Linked DNA regions of Homo sapiens: region 2 is linked to region 1. A link is an interaction called in ENCODE POLR2A ChIA-PET data of the cell type or tissue named here. Cell type or tissue: GM12878. All regions are shown on one strand. Links, peaks and the distances in the headings refer to the core of each region. The heading gives the core; the rest is flanking DNA. Region 1 overlaps DNAJC15 (DnaJ heat shock protein family (Hsp40) member C15). Region 2 overlaps ENOX1 (ecto-NOX disulfide-thiol exchanger 1).

The links. Peaks named below come from ENCODE experiments on the same cell type or tissue, not always from the same donor. Only the 100,000 strongest peaks of a DNase experiment are listed, where the experiment ranks them.
Region 2: POLR2A ChIA-PET joins it to region 1 with 5 read pairs; 3 of 35 experiments call an interaction of 5 or more read pairs at or near these places.

What each region holds. Positions count from the first base shown.
Region 1 is chr13:43,072,881-43,078,266 of GRCh38, reverse strand. All of the region lies in intron 3 of DNAJC15 (DnaJ heat shock protein family (Hsp40) member C15), which reads right to left. Among named protein-coding and RNA genes, the nearest start is that of LINC00400, 38 kb to the left of the region's middle. In GM12878, for the core only: no CTCF peak of the experiment used is centred there; a DNase peak (open chromatin) is centred at 3,274; H3K4me3 peaks cover 782 bases; H3K27ac peaks cover 2,142 bases.
Region 2 is chr13:43,656,611-43,661,996 of GRCh38, reverse strand. The region is part of intron 2 of ENOX1 (ecto-NOX disulfide-thiol exchanger 1); the gene reads left to right. Among named protein-coding and RNA genes, the nearest start is that of ENOX1, 130 kb to the left of the region's middle. In GM12878, for the core only: no CTCF peak of the experiment used is centred there; no DNase peak of the experiment used is centred there.

The DNA.
Region 1 (5,386 bases), core at 152-5,151:
TATGGCAGACATCGTTTAGCCTACCACACTAGCCAACAGAGAATGGGGAGGAACTAATGAAGAGGGGAGTATGTCACACTAGCAGACAGGCAAGCCAAGAGAGGCTGGGAAGCTGGATTAAAAGGTTTCAATGCTGCTGGAGAGGCGTGAACAAGGAGAAAAGGAGGACTCGAGATATAATGGGAACCAGACTGTGGATGGCCTTGTAAACAATGGAAGGAATTTAGAATTTTAAGTGGGAGGAGAAGCCAGAGCACTGGAATAACAATCTAACTTCGATTTAATCTAACTGCCATGTAGAGAATAGAAAGGTGCAAGAGTAGAAGTAGCAGACCAGTTCAGAAAACATAACAATAATCCAGACAACAGATGATGATGGTATGAACTAAGGCGGTAGCAGAGGAGGTGATAAAAGTGGTTAGATTCTGGATGTATATTTAAAACAGAACTAACATTTCCTTGATGGATTGAATTTGGGATATGAGAAAAAGAAAAATTAAGAATGATGTTGAGGACACTGTTATGTGCTCATCAGATCCCCATCAGGCGTGAAGGACTTACTCCCCAGACACTGGGGCTGTGGCTGGCTGATAGCTCCCAGCTGTCAGACACTTTAGGAATTGCCTTGCCTAAAGGAAGTCAAGCTTATCCCACTTTGCAGGGCAGCCTGTATCTACTGACTGGTTGACATGGGATAGAAACATTGTATTTCTCTAGGGTTCAGTCCTTGGACTTCTTATATATATGCTCACTTCCTGGGTAATGTCATTTAATCCTATGACCCCTTGCCCCAACTTGGGATAACTACAATGAGCCATCCTTGCTTAGAGGTTATTGTGAGATTGGCTGAGGCTTTTGTAGGAATGCACTGAAGCCTAACTTGTCCTTCCCTTTCTTTCTGGAGTTGTTTATGCTAAGAGCACTCTTTAATAAAAGTATAGCTTGCTAATCTTTATCTCACTCTGCTTTCCAGAGAACCCAAGCTGTGCAAATGACTTCAAGGTTTCTGGCCTAAACTGCCAAATTGCCATTTAATGACTGAGGAAAGGAGCAGCTGTTTATTTGTTGTGAATAACAGACATGAGGAGAATGATTTCGGATATACTAAGTTTAAAATGTCTTAAATATCCAAGTGGAGAATGTCTGACTTAACATCAGACTTTACATTTGAGAGTCATTAGTGTACAGATAGCATTTAAAGCCATGAGACTGAAGTAAGATGGTTTAAAAATTAGAAGTCCAAGGAGTCTTCCCTAAAGACTGCAACACTTTGTGGTATAGAAATGGAGAGGAATCAGTCAAGGAGGCTGACAAGGCCTAGCAGTAAAGGAGGATGGTAACTACAAGTCAAGAGTGAGGAAATGAAAAATGGTTTCAAAGTTTCTAATAGGTAAAGTAAAATGAGAGCCACAAACTGACCTCTGGATTTAGCAAAGAGGACATCAAAAACTGAGAAGAGCTGCAGAAAGTGAGGTGAGCGTATGATTAGAGTGTATTTAAGACAGAATGGAAAGAAAGGAATGGAGACAGCAAGTAAAGACACTATTTTCAGTAGCTCTAAACAGAGAAACAGGATGTATAAACTTAGCTTTTAGGAGGAAACATACACATATATGATTACAGGCATTAAACGTTTCTAAGCATGAAACCATTTCCTTACAAAAGTAGGGAAAAATAGGTATGCTTACATGAAATAAAATCTGAAAGCATATAACTTTAAAGTTATTTTTAGCTGGTGGGATTATAATTTTTTCTTTGTTTTTAACTTCTAAATTTTCAACAATGAGCACAGGCTATTTATACAATTAAAGAAAGAAGAATACTAAAAGAAACTAAGGAAATGACTAGAGCTTAAAAAATGGGTTCTAGGGAGTCAGATCTGGCCATTTATATAAGCTATACTCTTTGAACAGCTTATTATAAATTTCTACTTGGTAATAAATAATTCCTGGCAATTAATTCATTCAATAAACACTTCAGCAATTGCTGTGTACCAGGCACTTTTCAAATGAGAGATCAAGGACTGTCCTTCATCACACAGATGCTAATCTATCAATGAATCAATACTGTGAGAATATAATATACTCTCCAAGTTTCAAGTAATTTATAATCCAGTAAAAAAACAAATAGTCCCCCACCCCTGACACAAGTTTTGAGGAGAGGAAGGATAATCAAATTGGGTTAAGCACACATACTAACCTGAACAAATTTTATATCTTTCTAAACATACATAGAGAGTATGCACATATATAAAGAGAGATAGAGAGAGAAATACAGATACAGATACAAATGGAAAGAAGTAAGGGGGCCGACTGTGGTGCCTCACGCCTGTAATCCCAGCACTTTGCGAGGCTGAGGCGGGCGGATCACCTCAGGTCAGTTAGAGACCAGCCTGGCCAACACAGTGAAACCCCGTCTCTACTAAAGATACAAAAACTTAGCTGGGTGTAGTGGTGCATGCCTGTAATCCCAGCTACTCTGGAGGCTGAGGCAGGAGAATCACTTGACCCTGGGAGGTGGAGGTTGCAGTGAGCTGTGAGTGCACAGCTGCACTCCAGCCTGGGCAATGGAGACAGACTGTCTCAAAAAACGAGGGACTTAGAGGAATAGGGGCTGGTTTTAAGGTTTCTTTCAGGAAACCAAAATTTTTACTAGATGCATACGTTACTCCCTAAATTAAAGGTAATTAGTTGATTTAGTCATAACAAAACAGAAGTATCACCAAATATTTGCTCCTACTTTTGTTTTTAAATCATGCCTGAACTACTACATAGAATAATTCTTTATTCAGGAAAAAAATATTTCAATGAGTCTTTATTTACCTTAGGGAGCTCTAAAATTTGGAGCCAGCATAATAAAAAAGATAAATTTATCATGTTTCATAAACTGTCATTCCCACTATAGTCACCAAGCTCATTAATCTTAAAAGCAGGTATTGGTATCTGAGCAATTTTTTCACTTTCAGTTTTGCCCAGGTAGACATAGAGTTTCAGAAAAGGCTGCCAAAAATCTAGTGTCGGGAAGAAGTTCATATGAACACTGATTTTATTACGAGTAAGTCAATCTGTATATACATATAATCAACACAACCCTTCCAAAAAGATCTAGACCATTTTGAGAATAGAGACTTAACATGTGGGGCTGGGTGCAGAAAAGTATACAAAGAGAAAACAAAAAATTGCTATGTTACACACTACTAAAATACATTCAACCCTCAGTATCTGTGGGTGACTGGTTCCAGGACCACTCATACTAAAATCTGCACTCAGGCACCACGGTCAGCCCTACAGAAACCACAGATACAAAAAGTTGGCCTCAGCATAGGTGAGTTTTGCATCCCATGAATACTACATTTTTGATCTACATTTCATTGCAGACATGGAGGGCTCATTGAGTTTATTTTTTAAAATCATGATTAAGTGGACCTGTGCAGTTCAAACCCAGGTTGTTCAAGGGTCAACTGTATTTACACATTTCTTCAGAGAAAATCATGCTTCCTAAACTTCTAGAAAATTTAGGTCTTATATAACTTTAAATAGAACAAAACTGTTATCACAGTATTTTAATCCATTATTATGTTTGAATTAATATCTATGTCATGAGAAAGCACAAAATTGTAACTCTGTACTCCTCCCCACTAATAAAACTGAAAGGTCCTTTTAAGCTTGAAAATAATATACCCACATTGCATTATATTAGGACTTACAGGTATAAGCCACTGCAGAACCATTTTCTGACAACACTGTGGTAGGTCAAAGAAAATGTTTAGATCCAAAAAATGAGATTACTGTAAGGAACAAGTATACCATCAAATAGATGGAGTAAATGGTCCTTTTTTTCTGAAAACAGAAACACATCCTGGACCTTACAAATGATTATTTTGTACTATCCCATTCATAAAATATTGTATATATAAATGACAGAAATCAAAATCATTTTCCTTCTAAAATTAGCAATAAATGCTATAGTGCCATGTTAGATTATTTTGTGTCTCCTTTGCTAAGTTAAACCAAAGTATTCATTAGCTAATTCATTCACTCAATAGCCTGAAACACAAAAGTCCTCCAGACAACTAGAGAAGAACTGGATCATCCCATAGTTTTAAAAGAATACATTTATCATAAACTATAAACTTTATTATGTACAATAATCTATTTGATTTAAAGCTAACAAAGGATGATTTAATTAGTATATTTTTCCATAAATTTCACTTGATCATAAAACAAAATAAATGCAATTTAAAAAATTATATTCAAATAAAAGGACAGATTCACAAATAGAAAATTCAAAGCCTCAAAAAAAAAAGAAGAAGGATGGGTTTTCTCCCCCAGAAAAAAATTTAAGGGTAATTAGACATTGGCTGAGTCAATAATATACATTAATACATTAATTTAAAAAAAAAACAAAAAAACAAGCAAAAGGGCACTTGTTCAAAAGAGCAGACTGAATCATAAAGATCTTTTGCTTTCCGAAGTGCCTTTGAAATGAGTAAAGACACTGTAAATTTTAAAACACCCTTAATAGGCCTAGAAAACAAGAAATGGGATAAATAGCAAACCAGAAAGTTTAAAGAAATCCTAGGTAAAATTTGCATGTACAGAAAAATCCCAGCAGCTTCAAACATCAGAGAAAAAAAGAAACCCTTTTCAGGAAAACAAGAACACTAAATTCAGAGTCAACAACAATAAAAAAATCAGCGAAACTTATTAAACCAGAACAATATAAACAGATCATTCCTACTCTACTCATATAGAGCATAAGAGGCCAGGTACCTGTCATGCCCTCAGGCTGAGAAAGAGAACCATATGCCTCTTTTTCTGATACGCATCTTATTTTGGGTGGTAGGTACTAAGAGAACCAAAGAGGCATACCAGCAGATCCCATTTCAGAACCCAGAAGCCTAGGGAGGTGAGAAGCTATGCCAAGGAGTAAAATATACACGGTGCTCAACCTCTCCTGGACTCTCCAGGTACCAATGCTGCCTTCTAGTCTCCTTGCTCTGAAAGACATGCCTGTTAACAAACCCACCTATGTTATTTACAGCCCACTGTCAACACTGTCATTCAATTAAGCTGTTGAAGCAACCCTACCAAACTGCTGAAGAAAAGTCAAGAACATTACTTCTATTAGTCAATTTAGTCATCATAAATATGAATCAACAACCAAGGATCACTGGACATTTGAGCAAACCCAATTATCATGGAGGGGAAAAAAAGAACCAATATGAACACATAACAACTGACTTTAGGAAAAGGAGATAAATTAGGAAGCAGAAGAGAATTTGGCCAAATGCTAATTAATGGCTTTAGAAATATTCAAAAGGATACCACATTAATTAAAAAATGGGTTGCCAGAAAAAAGAAACAAGAAAGAATCCTTGGAAGTT
Region 2 (5,386 bases), core at 287-5,286, 580 kb before region 1:
AATCAATCTGTTGTTCTTGCAGAAGAACATCAATCAGTCTGTGAAATTAATTAACTGGATTTTTTTACATTTGGCTTCTAAGATAATGAGACAAATGATGAGAAAAGACTGCATGCCTTGCATATAGTAGATACTCGGTAAATGTTTCTTGAATTGAAAACCAAATGATATCACAGATTTAGTTTAAAAACTACTTCACTGTAAGTCCTTTTATCAGTCCTAATTCAGTCCCGTTTCTTTTACTGGGCTGCCTGTATCTATAGTACTGTAAATGTAGATCCCTCATTTTTATTGATTCTTGCTCTGAAGTGAGTTCTCTCACATTTTTACTGCCAAGGAATCCAGGCCAGCTTCACATGACTTTGGATCTCTGTATTATTTAGTGTCTTAACTGTTTTCTGTGACCAGACTTCCTGCCCTATACAGTATTGGCAGATTACATTTTTTGAAATATCATTTTAACAACATTACTCTTTATTCAGAAAACATCAATGTCTCTTTGTTGTCTACAAAATTGTGGGCTCATTGTACTTTAGAGTTCATTCCCTACTACTTGGGTTTGAAAGCATCTGTGTTCAGACTTGTCCAGACACCCGTCTATACTTAACTTCCACCGGCCTCCTACCCAGACCCTATGGGGAAGACAGATTCGTCTCTTCATTCTGTCATCCCATTTTGCAACGCGCACAGTATTCTGCATCAAATCCTCTCATATCTATATCCATCCAATTAAAGTCAGTTCTGCTCCAGGCAATATAGTCCTTAAAACTGCACATTATCAAAACCTGTGCTATAAAGACAATTATTTCAGTGGCATAAATAGTGTTGGAGACTTGAGAGTTGCAGGGGCACAATAAACAAAGTTGTTTTACCTGAAGTTATTTAAGTAATAATGGTATTTTCTATCTCTGTAAAAGTATAACTTTAAAACCTGAACATCACGAAAAAATGCATTTTATTGTATCTCTTTTTATAAGATGGTAGTGAACTAAGCTGGTATTTTAAAAAATTGTTTCAACATCTTAATGATCCACTATTGTGAGAAATGGAGAATAAAGACCTTAAAACAGCTGTGTTGTAAGCAGAAGAGCTTTTTTTTCCCTTATGCCAGGAGCCCTAGTCTGCATAAAATAAATTGTATTCCCCAATCAATTGATCACTTTATACCTAATACACATTATGCAAACTCTGCAGAAGAAATGTCTGTAACACTTATTTTTCAAAATGGAGTTTAAGGTCCTTTTTGCTCCAGTGAGTTTGCCTTTTACCATTCTTCCTTGCCTGGTGATTTTTCTCTCTGAATACTCTCTTTTAGGTTAATTATCAATTTAAGGACCTCTTTAATTGTTCATCTTTTTCAGAAGTTTTAGAGACTGTTTTGAAATAGAGACATATTTTTATTTCCCACAATGTCCAATATATCGTTAGGGCAATGATATACTAGTTTATAAGAGCATGCGATTATTAAATTTAGTTTCATCTAAATCCAAAAATTGCTATTTTCTCTATTTCCTGTTCCTCTTGAATGTTGGGCCTTGGCTTAATGTTTTTGAGGGAACAAAAAAGAGTAATCCCCATTTCAATGTCAATGCAAAAGGATAAAGACTGACTGATCATTTTCAGATTAAGGATAAATACATGTGTTAGTTCCTGACCCTTCTTGAAACTTCATTAAAATGATGTTTAAGGGATTTTTATTTTAAAAGGCACACACCGATGAGAGCAAAGAAATAGGGCAACAGTTACAGCACTTTGGGATTTGGGATATAGATGGATGACTGCTAACTTACTTAGCAGACCTGAGAAAGTGAAATTTTAATCTAGCAGAGGAGAAAGGAAAAAGGTAAGCCAAATTATACTGATGAACACTGCAAAAACTCAGGAACAAGAACCCCTGGAAGGGAGAGTGGAGATACAGTTGAGAAGTATTGGTTGAAAGTTCAGATCTGCTTCCTAACTTTATACAAGAAGGAAACTGCTCCTCCACTCCAACAGAGGGATGAAGATTATGTTTTCTATAGAGTTGGTAAAACAGAAGGTTTCTGGATTGAGAAGTATCAGGAAAGGTTAAAAGTGGTATAATATGGTCCTGAAATGTGGTAGATTGTGGATTACACTGATTTACCAAATCCCAAGAATGACAATACCTTCTGTTCTCTGCTCCTTAGCCTACAGGCAGCTAAGGATACCTTTCCTGCAGGAAACTCCAGGAAACATCCCTGGGACTCTAACCTAAAAATAGAACTCAAGGATACTGATATCAGGGATTCCCTCAAGGAAGGGCCTAGCCAGAACAATTCTAAAATAAATCCTATATCAACAACCACACTCCCAACCTTTCTGTGGACCTTCTAGTGCTCGGCCCTTAAATATCTCAGACAGCCAAGGATCGTGAGACATTTAAGGAAATGTCTAATATCATGAGAGAAAAAAACTAAAGCATGCAAACAAAAAAAGCAACTTGGAGGAAACAACCTTAATAGGAAGAAGAAAATTTTTTTTTTTTTTACACAGGGTTTCACTCTGTCGTCCAGGCTGGAGTACAGTGGCGTGATCTCGGCTCACCACAACCTCTGCCTCCCAGGCTCAAGCGATTCTCCCACCTCAGCCTCCCTAGTAGCTGGGATTACAGGCGCGTGCCACTACCACCTGGCTAATTTTTATATTTTTAGTGGAGATGGGGTTTCACCATGTTGGCCAGGCTGGTCTTGAACTCCTTGCCTCAAATGATCCACCTGCCTCTGCCCCCCAAAATGCTGGGATTATAGGTGTGAGCCACAGTGCCCGGCCAGAAGAATAAATCTGAAAAAAGAAATCATCAGTATCTCCAGACAGATAAGGCATGATATTATAACCATGAAACACAACAGAATTTATAAGGGTTAGGAGGTGAAATTAAGGAAATTTTCAAGAAAGTGTAGTAAAAAGAGAAAGAATAGAAAATAACGTAGAAAAAATAAGAAGCTTAGAGGATTGGTTCTTACATCCAAAAATAGTACACCAGATTCAGAGAACATAAAAAATGGAGGACAGAAAACCATCAAAGGAATAATTCACCAAAATTTCTCAAAAACAGAAGTTTCCTGATTAAAAGGGAATAACAACAGATGATCATGAAACTTTACAACACTAGAATGTGGTCCAATAAATGATATGGTAAACTAATAAAAAGAAAGACCTGGTATCCCAGAGATAGGACCAACACAAGAGCGAGGCGAAAAGAATTCACAGGTGATGGTAAAAGAGATCTCAACAGCTGTGCACTGGACTAGTGATCAACTGATCTAAATTGCAGTAGGTAGAGGGATTCAGGAGAGAGTTCTTCAAGATGGTAAAATTGATTAAACACCTAATGTGTTTGCTCTGAGAGGAGATTTACAGATCTTGGGGAGGCTTTGGGGATAGCATCATGATAAGTACATAGGAAACTAACGCAAATTAAATATAACAATGATTAATTCCAAGGAAGACAAAAAGGCAGAAAATGAGATATAATCATAGAACACTACATGATTCTAAGGATGTAAATATGGATATTTAACACAACCAGAATTATTCTGAGAGGATGGGAACATGAGGCATGCGTGTGTGTGATAAAAAACCTAACCCTCATCTTCCTCATTGGGAGGTCAATCAATAATACCTGAAATCAAAAAACTAAGAAGTAGTAAGAGAAACATGTTATTTAAATCAGTGCATATAAATTTTTGTCTTTAGTATGACAAGCATAGAAACTGATACTAAATAATGTAGGAAGCTGGAGACATTCATTTGTAGAATATTAAGTAGATATAAAACTTCAAATAACATATTTTCAGATTTTTTCAATGAAAAACCTGAGCTTGCTTTCATAAACATAACTTTTTATATTTCTTATATGCCTGAAATGGCTGAACACAATTCTTGATCAATATCTTAATGATTCTCTCTTCAAATTCTTTTTAGTCATTGTCAGTGAGATACTACACAAGTAGTGATTTTTAAAAAAACAAGCCATTTCACCACCGTTTCATATTCTATAAAAGTTAAAGTTATCTTTAAAAACATTAATAGTTTTAGCTTTTTTCTTTGCTAGACAAATGCAATCCTCTGATAATTCCAACAGATTTCAAATTCAACTAATTTTTTTCCTATCAAGTAATTAAAATAATAATGAGGCCCGAATTTATAAACTGTGTGTTTATTGTTAGAGCAGTCACTCCATAGGTAGCCTGGATGCCAGTAAAAGACGATATTTGACTCAACTGGAAAGAAATGTCTGGTATGTATAGACAGAATTTTTGGGGCTGTCCCTTGTAGCTTTGCCTACCAGGCGCTTCTGCCCACACCTTTCTAGAGCTCCACTTTCAACCAGCTGTGCCTTCTATACCTGGAATGAAACCTCCTCCAGCAGCTACATGGACTGCTTCTGCACAAAGTGAAGGGGTGCTTTCTGCAGCAGCCTGTTGACATGGGTGTCCATGGATGTTTCTAGTGCCTCTCAGCAGAGCCATGAGGACCATGCCTTTATACCTTGAGGAAGCTGATGGCCAGGTGTTATCTGCCCAGAGGCACCTGCTACCTCAGAACCCCACCTGATTCCCTGAGGCTGAGAGACATCCATACCTCATTGCATACCTGGAATCAATTCTTTGCACAATAGTGAGCCAACACCTACTGATTTCCACATGTGGAAACAAATCTAAAATAATTACTTAAAGAATTGAAAGCAGTTATCTCTGGGCCTAGTCCTATGTAACAGTTGAGACTATATTATGAATAAATTGGTTTAAATACATACTAATGTTTAAAAATCTCTTGTGTAGTCTTATTGGATCTTCCAGACCTTTTGCCCTCTCAAAAGATTGGACAGAGCCGCTTTCAACTTTGTTTTTATGAGATGAGATGACAAAATGTGGACTATACAACTGTGGACTATGGTCTACTTCTTAAATGCAGAGGCTATTTAGTTTGTGGATTATCCACATGCCATATTTTACCCCAAGGATTAAGATAAAAGGAATATAAATCTGAAGATAGCAAGCTTCATTTTTTAATACAAGGAAAAAGATAAGTTGAAATTCATGATAAATATAGATTGTGTTTTGAAACTTTGATTATTTTCCTGTTGTCCCTTTAACATGTTCCTGGGGAAGTTTATAATAATGATTTAGGAGAAGAGGTGGGAAACTGATAAATTAGCTGAAAAAAAATAGAAAGGCGCTTGAGAATACATAGCAGAGAACACACTTCTTTCACAGAGGGTACTGACAGCGTGGTCTATTTGGTGCCCTCCAGATTCAAGGCTGAAACTGGAAACAATGGTGCTTTAATTTGCTGCACAGCTAATGGGCCTGCTGATTTGTTCTCATTTTTTAGTCCTATAGTATGTCCTTAAAACCCTCTC